Linked DNA regions of Homo sapiens: region 1 is linked to region 2. A link is an interaction called in ENCODE POLR2A ChIA-PET data of the cell type or tissue named here. Cell type or tissue: OCI-LY7. All regions are shown on one strand. Links, peaks and the distances in the headings refer to the core of each region. The heading gives the core; the rest is flanking DNA. Region 1 overlaps ABCC1 (ATP binding cassette subfamily C member 1 (ABCC1 blood group)). Region 2 overlaps ABCC1 (ATP binding cassette subfamily C member 1 (ABCC1 blood group)).

What was found. Peaks named below come from ENCODE experiments on the same cell type or tissue, not always from the same donor. Only the 100,000 strongest peaks of a DNase experiment are listed, where the experiment ranks them.
Region 1: POLR2A ChIA-PET joins it to region 2 with 5 read pairs; 5 of 35 experiments call an interaction of 5 or more read pairs at or near these places.

Annotation. Positions count from the first base shown.
Region 1 is chr16:16,101,048-16,109,011 of GRCh38, forward strand. It overlaps ABCC1 (ATP binding cassette subfamily C member 1 (ABCC1 blood group)), which reads left to right. Exons shown (of 31, transcript NM_004996.4): 20 at 1,580-1,670; 21 at 5,691-5,826. Among named protein-coding and RNA genes, the nearest start is that of ABCC6, 120 kb to the right of the region's middle. In OCI-LY7, for the core only: no CTCF peak of the experiment used is centred there; DNase peaks (open chromatin) are centred at 3,534, 4,374, 4,794 and 5,574; H3K4me3 peaks cover 1,860 bases; H3K27ac peaks cover 2,500 bases.
Region 2 is chr16:16,016,825-16,024,788 of GRCh38, forward strand. The region is part of intron 5 of ABCC1 (ATP binding cassette subfamily C member 1 (ABCC1 blood group)); the gene reads left to right. Among named protein-coding and RNA genes, the nearest start is that of ABCC1, 71 kb to the left of the region's middle. RefSeq lists an enhancer at 5,248-5,542. In OCI-LY7, for the core only: no CTCF peak of the experiment used is centred there; a DNase peak (open chromatin) is centred at 4,407; H3K4me3 peaks cover 513 bases; H3K27ac peaks cover 1,917 bases.

The DNA of each region.
Region 1 (7,964 bases), core at 3,384-5,883, 85 kb after region 2:
TTTAGACAGAGTCTCGCTCTGTCACCCAGGCTGGAGTGTGGTAGCATGATTTCAGCTCACTGCAACCTCCGCCTCCCGGGTTCAAGCAATTCTAGAGCCTCAGCCTCCCGAGTAGGTGGGATTACAGGCATGCACCACCACGCCCAGCTAATTTTTGTATTTTTAGAATAGAGTTGGGGTTTTTCCATGTTGGCCAGGCTGGTCTTGAACTCCTGGCCTCAAGCGATCTGCCCGCCTCGGCCTTGAAAGTGCTGGGGATTACAGGTGTGAGCCACCGTGCCCGGCGGCCACCTGCTCATTTATAAAGCCCCCCGTGACTCATTTACAACCAAGACTGAGAATTCCTGGCATGGAGTGCCTCCCTCTGTCCAGGAATGATCTGCAGCCCCCTCTTCCCTTCCAGGTGTGTCTGTGTCTCCCTGTGGCTGTTTCTGCAAGATTTTGCATTTTTGAGCTCTGCTTTTATTCATGTCATCACCCGAGCATGTTCCCAGGGTCACCCTGACCATGCTGCTGGCTGCGTATTTATCCCTTTTGTATCTTCTGTCCTGGGTCCTCTCCCACCTTCTCTGGGGTCAGCCCTGTGGTGCCTTACATTGTGCTGCTTTCTCTCCTGGCACCAAAGAATGAGGCAGTCAGTGCGGAGTGGGGGCAGTAGTCATCATCATCACTGAGTTATTGTGAACCGGGAAAGAGATATGATCTGTGTTGACACGACACACGGTGCCCAAGTGCACTTGATAAATGTTGGCTGTCATTGTCATTGTTGATGTTCCGGTGATTATTGTTGATGCTGGGTGGATTCTTCCTGGGATCAGGGCAGATATCCAGCTGCTGTGTCCCTTGGTGTCCTTATCAGTGTCCTTCCTAATTCTGCAACCAAGGCATCTGCCAGGGCTGGGGTCTCATCTGAAGACTCAATCAGGGAAGGGTCCACTTTGAAGCTCACCTGGTTGTTGGCAGAACTTGGTTCCCCAGTTCAAATGTTGAAATACTTTATTACTGTGGAAACAGCCACTGCCCCAGGTACCTTTTACCCTGAACTCTTGGGACCTCTCTGTGGTCTAGGAACTGAAGGGTTAACTCCTGGCACTACAGGGGTCTCCGGGCCTCTGCCTGTTGGCTGATGGCCTTGTCAAATTGGTTATCTATTTTGAATATCACTTCTTCTTTCAATGCTTGGGAATCACGGGGCTATGCCCTTTCCCTCATGCGTTTCCTTGCATCCTGGTCCTAGGAAGTGAGCTTAACATAGCAGGGCTACTGTTTTCTGGGCTGGGTTTTACCCATTGCTGCTGGCACAGGATGCTGGCTCAGGCCCAGTGCCCTCAGTGGATGGAGCCTTCTGCACAGTTGCAAAGCACTGTCCCTACCCCAAGGGACTGAGCTCCAGATACCACCTGCCCCACAACCAGACAGCCTGTTCATGGCCTCTGCAGAGCAGGTCTCCTACTTTCTGATCATCCTGGCGGCCAGGTGCTCTGTGGTCTCCTCACTGAAGTGGCCGGTTTTTGTTGCCCTTGGTTTTAGCATCTGCCTCATATAACCCCACTTGCCCCCTTTGTCTCTCTTCTGCCAGGGGTCACGGGCGTCAGCGGTCCAGGGAAGGAAGCAAAGCAAATGGAGAATGGCATGCTGGTGACGGACAGTGCAGGGAAGCAACTGCAGAGGTAAGGGCGGGGAGGAAGGCCCCAACCTAAGGACCCTGCCCTGCCAGTGGGAGGACAAGAGGAGGAACAAAAAAAGGCCTCAGCCCCCTGAGGTCCTGGAAGGCCTGGGCTTTTACCTTCCCTCCCAAATCCTCCAAGGACCTTGCTTTTCAGAGTACAGAGGCCCAAAGAAGGAATGTGGCACTCTTTTTGCCAGGTGGCACAACTCACACAGGCCTCATGATTTAACCAGCTGTCCACGCTTCTGACACTCGGGCTCCCTACATGGTGTGGGTCTTTGCTCAGGTCTCTTGGCGGGGCCTGGAAGGTTCAGGCTTTGTGAAGCAGCATTTGATTTAAAACTGTCTCAAGGCCAGGTGTGGTGGCTCCTGCTTGTAATCTCAGCACTTTGGGAGGTTGAGGCAGGAGGATCGCTTGAGGCCAGGAGTTTGAGACCACAGTGGGTAACATAGCAAGACCTCATCTCTACAAAAAAGGAAGTATGCTCGTGTTTGATTATAGAGGGCTTCCTTAGATCCCTGGGGATTTATAGCGTATGCAGTATATTAACCATCCTAGCTTTTAAAAAACTGGCTAAGTCGGCCAGGCAGGGTGGCTCATGCCTATAATCCCAGCACTTCGGGAGGCTGAGGCGGGCGGATCACCTGAGGACAGGAGTTGAAGACCAGCCTGGCCAACATGATGAAACCCTGTCTCTACTAAAGATACAAAAATTAGCCAGGCATGGTGGCAGGCGCCTGTAGTCCCAGCTACTCGGGAGGCTGAGGCACGAGAATCGCTTGAACCCAGGAGGTGGAGGTTGCAGTGAGCCGAGATTGCGCCATGGCACTCCAGCCTGGGTGACAGAGCGAGACTCCATCTCAAAAAACAAAAACAAAACAAAACAGCAGCAGCAGCAGAAAACAGTAAAACAACAACAAAAATTGACAAAGTCGGAGCCTAAACGTATCAGACCGCGGAGATCTGAGAAAGGATCCCGGACCTGCAGTTGCTACAGGGGTCAGGAGAGAGCAAAGACCATGCGGCATAGCACGGTGCCTGGAACAGACAAACACTTCGTAGATGTCGCTTTTGCCATGGTTATCATCCGGACATGGTTATGGTCCGGAATTGGTGGGTCTTGGTCTCACTGACTTCAAGAATGAAGCCGCAGACCCTCACGGTGAGTGTTACAGTTCTTAAAGGTGGCACGTCTGGGGTTTGTTCCTTCTGCTGTTCGGATGTGTTCGGAGTTTCTTCCTTCTGGTGGGTTCGTGGTCTCGCTGGCCTCAGGAGTGAAGCTGCAGACCTTCGCGGTAAGTGTTACAGCTCTTAAGGTGGCGTGTCTGGAGTCGTTCGTTCCTCCCGCTGGGTTTGTGCTCTGGCTGGCTTCAGGAGTGAAGCTGTAGACCTTGATGGTGAGTGTTACAGCTCACAAAGGCAATGTGGACCCAAACACTGAGCAGCAGAAAGATTTATCGCAAAGAGTGAAACAATAAAGCTTCCACAGTTTGGAAGGGTACCCCAGTAGGTGGCCACTGCTGGCTCTGGCAGCCAGCTTTTATTCTCTTATCTGGCCCTACCCACATCCTGCTGATTGGTCCATTTTACAGAGAGCCGATTGGTCTGTTTTTACAGAGTGTTGATTGGTCCGTTTTGACAGGGTGCTGATTGGTGTGTTTACAACCCCTGAGCTAGATACGTAAGTTCCCCACATCCCCACTAGATTAGCTAGATATAGAGTGTTGATTGGTGCATTCACAAACCCTGAGCTAGACACAGGGTGCTGATTGGTGTGTTTACAAACCTTGAGCTAGATACAGAGTGCTGATTGGTGTATTTACAATCCCTTAGCTAGACATAAAGGGCCTCCAAGTCAGCACCAGACTCAGGAGCCCAGCTGGCTTCACCAGGTGGATGCCACACTGGGGCTGCAGGTGGAGCTGCCTGCCAGTCCCGTGCCGTGCGCCCTCACTCCTCAGCCCTTGGGCGGTGGAAGGGACTGGGCGCCATGGAGCAGGGGCGGCACTCGTCCGGGAGGCTCGGGCCGCGCAGGAGCCCATAGCGGGGAGGTGGGGAGGCTCAGGCATGGCAGGCTGCAGGTCCCGAGCCCTGCCCCGCGGGGAGGCAGCTAAAGCCCGGTGAGAAATCAAGTGCAGCAGCTGCTGGCCCAGGTGCTAAGCCCCTCACTACCCGGGCTGGCGGGGCTGCCCGGCAGCTCTGAGTGCGGGGTCCACCGAGCCGACGCCCACCCAGAACTAGCGCTGGCCCGCAAGCGCCCTGTGCAGCTCCGGTTCCCTCCCGTTCCTCTCCCTCCACACCTCCCCGCAAGCTGAGGGAGCCGGCTCCAGCCTTGGCCAGCCCAGAAAGGGGCTCCCACAGTGCAGCGGCGGGCTGAAGGGCTCCTCAAGCGCTGCCAGAGTGGGTGCCAAGGCCGAGGAGGCACAGAGAGCGAGCGAGGGCTGCGAGGGCTGCCAGCACGCTGTCACTTCTCAATCTTACACAGCCTAAATTCTAGTGGGAGACTCCAGACAGTGCATGAGTGTAGAAGGATGTAAGATTTTCTGTCGAGGTGTGTGGATGTGTGAAGTCCTAGGTCATGAAGCAGGAAGCCCCAGCTCCCCATTTGAATTCTAGATTCCATCCAGAGTTGGTTCCAGTTGCTCCCTCTGCCACTCCCTGAAAACTCACTCTTGCTTTCAGATTTGAGGGCCACTTCCACCTCACTAGGCCTTAACTAAAGACCTTTGCACAGATCTCATGGGTAAGGAAAGTTTACCCAATCCCAGGCGCTAATTCAAAGAGGGGAGGTGGTGGAGGTTTATTCGGCCTTCAGGAAGTGTTTTCAGGGGACACAGTTCTGGGGGTGCAGGGATGACTCATATGGGGCTCTTGACCTCAGTTAGCTTATAATCTTGTGCAGGAGATAAGTGGGTAGAGGAAAGTATAGAAATTTCCACGGCAGTGAGCCGCAGCTGTGTTTTGCATGGTCTCCATAATTTCTTTTCTTTTCTTTTCTTTTTTTTTTTTTTTTGACATGAGTCTCCCTCTGTCGCCCAGGCTGGAGTGCAGTGTGCAGTGGCGCGATGTCAGCCACTGAACGGAAAACTGTGGGCGACGCAATCTGTGATCATCTCTGGGGGTCTGCATAAAGCTCATGACCACTGATGTGCGAAAAGTGCTTTTTTTTTTTTTTTTGAGACAGGGTCTTACTCAGTCGCTGAGGCTGGAGTGCAGTGGTGCAATCACGGCTCACTGCAATTTCTGCCTCTGGGATTCAAGCGATTCTCCTGCCTCAACCTCCCAAGTAGTTGGGACTGCAGGTGCACGGTACCACGCCTGGCTAATTTTTGTATTTTTAGTAGAGACGGGGTTTCACCGTGTTGGCCAGGCTAGTCTTGAACTCCTGGCCTCAAGTGATCCGCCCACCTCGGCCTCCCAAAGTGCTGGGATTACAGGTGTGAGCCACTGCACCTGGCCAAATAATGCTTTCTGAGTAACACGCTTGCATGAAGGAGCAGTCAGGCAAGATCCCACCCCAGTGCCCACCACATTTGTAAAACAAGAAAATCGAACTAGCTGGGTACTTTGCCCTATGTTTTTCATCATATGTTACATTTTGAATCTTTTTCATGTTTGAAAAATGATCTACGATGTGCCCTTTCTGTTATATCTTTTATTGGCTTTTTTTTTTTTGAGATGAATTCTAATTGATCTCAGAAAAAAAAAAAAAAAGCACGCACTTTTTATATACCAGTTGTCATGGGCTTTTTGCAGGCCCCCAGAGATCATCACAGATTGCGTTTCCCATGGGTCTCATTCCTGCCTGAGACACTGCCTTTCTCTGGGTACCTATAAACCTGGAGAGTGACATGGTGGGGTGTGGTGCATATATTCATATATATGTTTACATGTGTGCATGTGGAAACACTCCGTCTCTTATGCCATGGTTCAGACCCACAATAGCAGTCCCAGCAGGGAGCCCTCCGACCCTGCCCAAGGCATCTGTACGGTTGACACCCTTGTGCTTTGCTTCTCCAGACAGCTCAGCAGCTCCTCCTCCTATAGTGGGGACATCAGCAGGCACCACAACAGCACCGCAGAACTGCAGAAAGCTGAGGCCAAGAAGGAGGAGACCTGGAAGCTGATGGAGGCTGACAAGGCGCAGACAGGGCAGGTGAGATTCGCTCCTTAAGTGATGACAGTGGCTGGAGTTTATAGAGCGCCCACTGTGCACTGGGCACTGTGCAAAGTGCCTTGTCTATGTTAACTCACCTGTCCATCACAACACACCTGTGAAGATACTATTTGCAGCACCAGAAACTGAGGCCAGAGAGGCTAAGTGACTTACTCACGGTCACCCCTGGTCAGCGGCAGAACTGGGATTTGAACCCTGGCCAACTCCAGGGTTAGTACTTGTAGTCTCTGCTCTATTGACTGCCTGAGCAGCTCAGGGGGGTCTCATTCGCTAGAGGTGAGCTGGATGCTTTAAATCAGGGCTTCCTGCAACGTGGGGTTCAGTTGTGCATGAGATGGTGTCCGGTTGTGCACAGACGCATTAAATGACAGAGGAATGTTTGTTTCATTTCTTTTTTTAATTTTTATTTTTTTGAGATGGAGTCTCACTCTGTCACCAAGGCTGGAGTGCAGTGGTGCGATCTCGGCTCACTACAACCTCTGCCTCCTGGGTTCAAGCAGTTTTCCTGCCTCAGCCTCCTGAGTAGCTGGGATTACAGAAACTTGCTACCTTGCCCAGCTAATTTTTGTATTTTTAGTAGAGACAGGGTTTCACCATGTTGGCCAGGCTGGTCTTGAACTCCTGACCTCAGGTGATCCACCCACCTTGGCCTCCCAAAATGCTGGGATTACAGGGGTGAGCACCGCGTCCTGCCTGTTTTTCATTTCTCATTTGGTCCTAATGATTACGTCCCTGAGAAAGTCCCAGTTGGGTCCTACCCTGCCTTCTCAACCTATCAACCACTATCCTCTCTTTGTAACAAGGAGACCGGGTTTTGAGCTCCTGTTTTATTGTTTTTAAAGATCGTCTATTTTGGGCAAGTGTTAATAATTCTCCATTTATGGTGGTGATCCAAAGTTTATTTTTAAAAATAAATGTGGTTTTTTTTGTTTTTGTTTTTAAAGGGAATGGAATTTTTAAAGTAGGTAAAAAATAAGCATGCAGATAAAGAAAAACAAAAAAAAAAACATGAAAGGTGGTAGCCGGGGAGTGGGGCTGGGGCACTTTCTCTTAGATCTGCCCGGATGTGTCCAGAGCTTCCGAGGACTGTCTGTTCCTGGCTTCTTCCTTAACTTGTCATCAGAGTCAGGACCGTAACAAGGGGCAGAGGTGACTCTGGTGTCCTCTCTCGCCTTACCCTTAGTGACCCTCCAGGAAGCCAGAGAAGTTACCCCAAATCGCAGGACATGGGAAGGAAGGGCCAGAGATGCCAGGCCCATTTAATCCTCATTTAACTCCAATTTTATATTCAAGGAACATCAAAGCCAGGGGGCTTGTTACTTGTCAAAGTTGGACCCAGAGTGGAGCCAGGCACAACACGCTTATCGTTTCTTTGTGTCTTTTTTTTTTTTTTTTTTTTTTTTGAGACGAAGTCCTGCTGTGTTGCCCAGGCTGTAGTGCCGTGGCGCTCACCGCAACCTCCGCCTCCCGGGTTCAAGCAATTTACCTGCCTCAGCCTCCCGAGTAGCTGGGACTACAGGCCTGCGCCACCATGCCTAGCTAATTTTTGTATTTTCGGTAGAGATGGCGTTTCACTATGTTGGCCAGGCTGGTCTCAAACTCCTGACCTTGTGATCTGCCTGCCTCAGCCTCCCAAAGAGCTGGTGCTGGGATTATAGGCATGAGCCACTGCGCCCGGCCTTTTTTTTTTTTTTAATTTGTTTTCTTTTTTTTTTTTCTGAGACAAGGTCTGACTCTGTCACCCAGGATGGAGTGCAGTGGCACAATCATGGCTAACTGCAGCCTCCACCTCCCGGATTCAAGTGATTCTCCCACCTCAGCCTTCCAAGTAGCTGTGACTACATGTGTGCACCCCCACGCTTGACTAATTTTTTTAATTTTTTTGTGGAGATGAGGTTTCGCCCTGTCGCCCAGACTGGTCTTGAGCTCCTGGGCTCAAGTGACTGGCCCGCCTCCCAAAGTACTGGGATTACAGATGTGAGCCACCACACCTGGCCACACACTTGTCATTTCTGACCCCCGAGCCCACCACATTCCACTACTCATGAGAAAGAGGTTCCTGAACGCTGCAGGCTAATTTCAGGGACAGCAGGCAACTTGGCCGCATGACAAAGCCA
Region 2 (7,964 bases), core at 3,000-5,499:
CTTTGTCATTGATGAACTGCTGTCTTGCAGGCCTGTAGGTTTCTCACTTGGCATGGTGATTTTGGAAAATGTGAGCAGATAATTACAAATCAGGTATTTTTTATGAATTCTAGCTGTCCAGATGTTCTGGAAAAGTAAAGTTCTGACAGATTAGGCCTATAATCCTACAGGGCAGAGCTGAGGAGTTGCTGGAGTCCCCGGCACTCCCTGTTGTATTATACTGGCATGCTTTCCTCACTTGTGGCAAATGCCTGGCCCCTGAGGGATTTGAGTGTGAGATCCTTGGTCTATTTTGTCAGTTTCAGAGAAATTCTGTAAATATGGAAACTTATCAGTGAGGAGTGTAGAGATGGCCACCGTTTCTGCTAGTAGAACAAAAGGGAACACTTTATTAATTTCCCTTAATTCTTTTCTTCTTTTTTTTGAGACAGGGTTTTGCTCTGTTGCCTAGGCTGGAGTGCAGTGGTGTGATCTCGGCTCACTGTAGTCTTGACCTCCTGGGCTCAAGCAATCTTCCTACCTCAGCTTTCTGAGTAGCTGGAATTACAGGCACACACCACCATGCCTGGCTAATTTTTTTTCTTTCTTCAACTTTTATTTTAAGTTCCAGGGTATAGGTACAGGATGTGCAAGTTCGTTACATAGGTAGATGTGTGCCATGGTGATTTGCTGCACAGATCAACCCATCATCTAGGAATCAAGCCCAGGATCCATTAGCTATTCCTCCTGATGTTCTCCCTACACCTGCTCCCCAACTTGGCTTACTTTTAATTAATTAATAATTAAAGATGGGGAGATGGTCTCAAACCCCTGGGCTCAAGCGATCCTCTTGCCTTGGCCTCTCAAAGTGCTGGGATTACAGGTGTGAGTCACCACGCCTCGCCTATTCTTTATTTTTTTAAATAGAGATGGGATCTTGCTGTGTTGCCCAGGCTCATGTGCAGCTTTTGATAAGAGAGATCTGGGAAGGCCTGCCCAGAAAACTGCATGTGAGCGGAGACCTAGAGGGGTGAGGTAGTGGGTGGAGCAAACACCTAGAGGAAGAGTGTTCCAGGCAGAGGGGAATAAGTACAAGGGCCCTGGGGTGGGGAGGTGTGGAGAGAACAGCAAGAAAAGCCAGCACAGCAGGAGAAGGCTAAGAGACAGTGGGTGCCTGAGAGGTGGGACAGCCCCCTTGTGAGCCAGATGAGCTGTTTGGGTTTTATTGTGAGTATGGGGCAGGGAGGCCTTGGAGCACCTATTTGATGCTGATTCATGGCTAGTCAGCTGGTAATGGGCGGATTGCAGTGGGAGAACTTTTCACCTCTGTGGTTCTGTTGGGTTTGGCCTAAACCTCTGTGAGGGGCAGAGGCTCACCTTGTGGGTGACGAAAGGGCTTGGTGGGCATCAGTATGGAGGAGGAGGTTGATGATAACTAAGAGATTTTAGAAACCTATGTCTCAGGCCAGGTGTGGTGGCTCACACCTGTAATCGCAGCACTTTGGGAAGCTGAGGCAGGCAGATCAGTTGAGTTCAGGAGTTCGAGACCAGCCCAGCCAACATGGTGAAATGCCATCTCTGCTAAAAATACAAAAATTAGCCAGGCATGGTGGTGCATGCTTGTAATCCCAGCTAGTCGGGAGGCTGAGGCAGGAGAATCTCTTGACCCTGGGAGGCGGAGGTTGCAGTGAGCAGAGATCACACCACTGCGCTCCAACCTGGGTGACAGAATGAGACTCTGTCTCAAAAAAAGAAAAAAGAAATGCATGTCCCAGTGTATGTTCTGAGGAGTCCCGTGTTGGTATTTCCTTGCCCAAAGAGGAGCTGGGTTGGAGAAATGAGCAAGTGCACACATCTGTGTATGTATTCCTGTGCATCTGTGTGTACGTGTGCATGTGCCTGCTTGTGTGTCTCGGTAGTCATAGGCATGTATATGCGTGTATGTGCTTATATGTGAATGTGTGCTTGTGAGTGTGTTTATGTTCATGTATGTGTGTGTTTGTGTGTGTGTGTGTCTTTGTGTTGTGTGTGCTTGCATATGTATAAAGTTCACAAAGGCAATGGTGACTCATGCCTGTAATCCCAGCACTTTGAAAGGCCAAGGCTAGAGGATCGCTTGAGCCCAGGGGTCACCCCATTTTGGATCCCTGGCTGGTGCCTGACACAGAAGAGAGGGGCTCATGAGTCAGTGGCTGTTATATGTATTGTGTATCAGTGTGTGTAAGTGTGTGGCAGCCGAGTGTCCCTGTTTGTCAAATGTTGGGCTATTCTTTTTTGTCTTTTGTTTGTTGTTTTTTTCTGTTGTTTTGTTTTGTTTTTAGACGGATTCTTGCTCTTGTTGCCCAGGCTAGAGTGCAGTGGCATGATCTCGGCCCACTGCAACCCCGCCTCCTGGGTTCAAGCGATTCTTCTGCTTCAGCCTCCTGAGTAGCTGGGATTACAGGCGCCCATCACCATGCTCGACTAATTTTTGCATTTTTAGTAGAGATGGGGCTTCACCATCTTGGCCCGGCTGGTCTCGAACTCCTGACCTCAAGTGATCCACCCGCCTCGGCCTCCCAAAATGTTGGGATTACAGGTGTGAGCCACCGTGTCTGGCCGAGCCATTCTTTAGAACTGGGATTTATACAAAACAAGTCACACCTCAACTGGGTGGCTGCAGACCTTGGATTGCTCAGGGTAAACAGAGTCTGGTTGGGGCTGCCTGGCTGGCGTGGGGATCACCCAACCCATCAAGCTTCCTCTGGGAGCCTGGGAAGAGCTCTCTTGCCATGGATGGTTCTGGAAGCTTTTTGAAGGAGGGACTTTCTTAATTTCTGATCTCCCTTGGGAATCTGGATAAATTCCCTTTCACTTCTCCCCTGGGCGTGTGTGTACCAGGGTGACTCACAGATCTGACTTGGACCTTTTTTTGTGCTTTCTGCATTCCTGGCAGCCTGGGCCTGGGATTTGCTCTGCCACCCTGGGTGACATGAAGCTCTCAGCTCTGGCGGCTAAAAGGCTACACTGTTGTGGGGCTGGGACACCCTGACTCTTCTCCCCAGTCATTGTTTTCTGTTTCTGTGTCATCTCCCCCAGCTCGGCTCCTCCTGTGTCACTGCTGGTCTTCCAAGATGGTGGAAGACACTGTGGTTTGTCTCTTTGCAGTCTCGCTCTGTCGCCAAGGCTGTAGTGCAGTGGCATGATCTTGGCTCTGCAGCCTCTGCCTCCCAGGTTCAAGCAATTCTCCTGCCTCAGCCTCCTGAGTAACTGGGACTACAGGCGCACACCACCATGCCTGGCTAGTTTTTGTATTTTTAGTAGAGATGGGGTTTCACCGTGTTGGCCAGGATGGTCTCGATCTCCTGACTTCAAGTGATCCGCCCACTTTGGCCTCCCAAAGTGCTGGGATTACAGGCTTGAGCCACCGTGCCCGGCTGTGGTCTGCCTCTTGTGCAGTGAGATCCAGCAGGGTGTCAAATGTGGGTGTGCAGGCTGCTGCATTTCTGACATTTGTGCACCTGTCCAGGAGAGAACACTTTGATTGGCTGACACTCTCTGTCCAGGAAGCCTGAACTTCCCTCTGGGTTCCTGTTCAGGAACCCCATGGGGTTGCCATTTACCTTTTTGCAGATTAGAGTTTAGACCAGGAGTTAGCCAGTAGCCCATGGGCCGAATCTGGCCTGCTGCCTGTTTTTGTAAATAAAGTTTTATTGGAACACAGCCACTCGCGTTCATCACATAGTGTCTACAGGTGTCTGGAGCTGCAGCAGTGGAGTTGTGTAGTTGCTACAGAGACTGTAGCACCCACAAAGTCTAAGATACCTACCATCTGACCCTTTACAGAAGAAGTTTGTCCACCCCTGGTCTAAGCATTTCTTTAGCTCTGATGACTTTTTAGCTTCCTTTTTTGTCCCCTTTCCATTTGCAGGCATTCTTTCTTCCTATGCAAGGCAAGGACGGGAATCGACATTTATTAGATGCTTGCGGTGTACTGGCTAGCACTATGCTAAGTTCTTTATATGCATGTCTCACTTGACTCTCACAGCAGTCCTGGTGAACTTGGTACTATTTTTCTCATTTTACAGACAAACAATCGCAGACATAAGTGCCTTGCTCGACCTGAGTAGTAGAGCAGAGATTCGAACTCACGACTGGCTGTTGTGCACAATCATGTCACTTCGCTTGGTTGTAACTGCTGAATGGGAGGGTCTTGGCTAAATAATGGCTTTGTGTTAGGCTAGAGGCTTCACGTGGCAGTATCCACCTTGTAACCTCAGTGCCTAAGACACAGCCAGGCACACGGTGGGCCTGTAGTGGTAATTTATTGTTGTGTTATATGGGGAGGTGCTCAGTACATGTGGCACGTATATTATGTCTTGCATAAGGGTGAAGTGTGCATGAGGCCTCACAGGACATCAGATTAAGCTGCTTCTCTGCCTTCATCCTGTTCAAGTATTACCAGCAAGAAAGAGGAAGGGGACTGATGTATGCACAGATGTTCTGAAGGCTTGGCATGGTGTCAAGAGCCTTATTTTTTTTTTTAATGTTGCATTTTGGGGGGTTAAATATATGTAACCTAAGATTTGCCATTTTAACCATTTTAAGTATGCAATTCAGTGATGCTAAGTGCTTTTAAAAATCTTGTTCAAGGCCAGGTGTGGTGGCTTACACCTATAAACCCAGCACTTTGGGAGGCCGAGGCAGGTAGATCACCTGAGATCAGGAGTTTGAGACCAGCCTGACCAACATGGTGAAATCCCATCTCTACTAAAAATACAAAAATTAGCTGGGCATGGTGTTGAGCACCTGTGATCCCTGCTATTTAGGAGGCAGAGGCAGGAGAATTGCTTGTGCCCGGGAGGCGGAGGTTGCAGTGAGCTGAGATCGCTCCAGTCTGGGCAACAGACTGAGACCCTGTCTCAAACAAACAACGAACAAATGAACAAACAAACAAACAAAATAACCACATAACTACCTAGCAACGTAGCCTAGCAATTGAGATGGGGGCAAGGAAGGGTAGGAACCAGGTCCTGTGAGAATCAGCTAGACTTGTGGCTTTGGGCTCGGTGCTCTTCCTTTGGGGACGTCAGCAGCCCCTTCTTGAAAACGGGTTGCAACTCGATTTGTTGTTGGCTTCACCTCCTCTCTCTGTCCCAGACCTGAGCCCTGTGATCTGGGGAGGAGGACAACGGGACAACCTGTTTGCTTGTTTTCCCATCACTCTCAGGGATTGAATCACAGTGGAGCCAGGAAGATGGGGAGAGTCCAGGCTTGCTGCTCTCCCATCCTCAGAGCAGCAGCAGGCCATCCATCACCTGTCGCCTGTCCTCAGAGTGATCAGCCAAGGCCTGGGGCGGCTGGGGTCAGGTCAGGCAGGGCGTGGGTGGGAGCTGGCAGGGCTGGCTCCTCCAGGCCACTTCGTGCTGAGTCACTGAGTCGGCCAATCCTCCCCAGCTGGCCCTGCTCCCACTCCATGACTCAGATGTCTATTCCAGCCCTGGCTGCTTGGTGGGGCTCCTCCCATCTGTCCTTCTGGCTCTGGGGCTGCCGAGGCTTTTGGGAGCCTGGGCAGGGCTGACCAAGACTGCCAGAGCTCCGGCCGGTCCCCAGTCTCCTGCCTTTTTTCTCATTGGCACTGAGTCTGTGGTTTAGGTTTGGGGGAGGAGGGTCTTGTAGATAAGGGGATCAAGGCCAAAGGAGATCATTTATTAGGTCCCAGCTGAAAGCAGAGGTCCTTGGACCAGTTGGAATGCTCGACATCCCCCGGAAGCTTGCTAGAAATGCTGGGTCTCAGGCCTCATCCCAGACCTACCAAGTCAAACTCATTTTAACAAGATCTCCAGGTGGTTCAGGGTTGCAAATCACTGGTTTGGAACATTCAGTGAAAGCTACTCAGCTCGTTTGCAGTAAGAGGTATTTTTAGTCCTGTCTGTATAATATGTAATATTTTCCCCCCAGCATTTTACTATGAACATTCTTAAACCTACAGAAAAGTCGAAAGAATTCTACTGTGAGCAGTCATATAGTTGGTACCTAGAGCCACAGTTAACATTTTGCTAAACTTGCTTTGTCACATATCTGTCTGTCTAACCAGATAGCTAATCAGCCAGCCAACCGGCTACTTTTGTTTTGTTTTTTGTTTTTGAGATAGGGTCTCACTCTGTCTCGCAGACTAGAGTGCAGTGGTGTGATCATAGCTCACTGCAGCCTCCAACTCCTGGGCTCCAATGATCTTCCCGCTTCTGCCTCCCAGGTAGCTTGGGCCCTACAGGTGCACACTACTGTGTTTGGCTAATTTTTAAATTTTTTGTAGGCGTGAGGGCTCCTTATGTTGCCCAGTCTGGTCTTGAACTCCTGGCCTCAAGCCATCCTCCCACCTCAGCCTCCCAAAATACTGGGATTACAGGCCTGAGCCACTGAACCTAGTTTTTTTGATATCTGAAACTTCCTTCGAAATATATTAGTATTCTTTCATGCACCCACTTCCAAGTAAATCATTAGCTAGAGTTTAAGATCTGTTTACACTTCTGAGTTTTTTGCTTAAAATTTACATACAGTGAAATTGCTGATCTCAAGTTAGCATTTGATGAATCTTGGTAAAGGAATACTTTAAACCCCTGTCAAGATATAGAACACTGCAAGGACGCCAGGAAGTTCCCTCGTGCCCCTTCATGATCAGTCTCTGTCCCCACCCACCAAGGCCTGATCTTGGACCGTTGATTAAAGCGTTGAAACTCCATTTTCTTTCCATTTCTCCGTCATGCTTTCAGTCATTTAATAATCAGGTGTTGTGCCAGGGGCTGAGCTAGAAAGAAACAGACCTTGACCACTGCCCTGGAGGAGAGATGGAAGGTGGGTGGCAGGCAGTTGAACCAACAACTGCAGGATGGACAGTGGGGGCTCTGAGGGAGGGAAGTGCTGGGAGTTGTGGGGGCTGGGAGAGTGGTCCCTGACTCAGCCTGGGGCTCCAGGGCTAGCATCCAGGGAGGAGAGGGGATGCTCAAGTCTAAGGAATGCGAGGCTCTGGCCAGGTGAATATGTTTGGAGGTGGTGGGGTGGGAGGGTGCTCCTGGTAGAGCAACTGGCATGTGCAAAGGTCCAGTTGAGGGAGCTTGTGGGTGTTGGGAATCACTTGGAATTCGGCTTGGCTAGGCTGGGTGCAGTGGCTCATGCCTGTAATCCCAGCACTTTGGGAGGCCGAGGCAGGCAGATCACCTGAGACTAGGAGCTCAAGACCAGCCTGGCCAACGTGGTAAAACCCCGTCTCTACTGATCATAAAAAAATTAGCTGGGTGTGGTGGTGCATGCCTGTAATCCCAGCTACTCGGGAGGCTCAGGCAGGAGAATTGCTTGAACCCGGGAGGCGGAGGTTGCAGTGCGCCGAGATCGCGCCACTGTACTCCAGTCTGGGCGACAGAGCAAGACTCTGTCTCAAAAGAAAGAAAGAAAAAAAGAATTCTGCTTGGCTAGATTGGAAGGGCTAGGATGTAAGCGAAAAGAGAGGCAAGAGTCAGCATCAGAGATCAAGGGTGCAATTATGTGTCACAATAAGGACTTGGAATTTTTTGTTTGTTTGTTTGTTTTGAGATGGAGTTTCACTCTGTCACCAAGGTTGGAGTGCGGTGGTGCCATCTCAGCTCACCGTGCCCTCCACCTCCGGGGCTCAAGCGATCCTCCCACCTCAGCCTCGCAAGTAGCTGGGACCATAGTTGCGTGCCACCACGCCCAAGTAACTTTTTCTGTTTTTGGTAGAGATGGGGTTTCTGTATGTTACTCAGGCTGGTCTTGAACTCCTGAGCTCAAGTGATGCCCTGCCTTGGCCTCCCAAAATGCTAGGATTACAGGGATGGGTGAACCACCACATCCAGCCAGGACTTGGAATTTTAACCCTACTGTGGTGGGAGCTGAGGAAAGGTTTTTCACCAGTGGAATGACACACTCAGGTTGGACAGGTTGTGGAAGATCCTCAGGCTCAAAGGAAGAGGATACATTGGACATGGGGG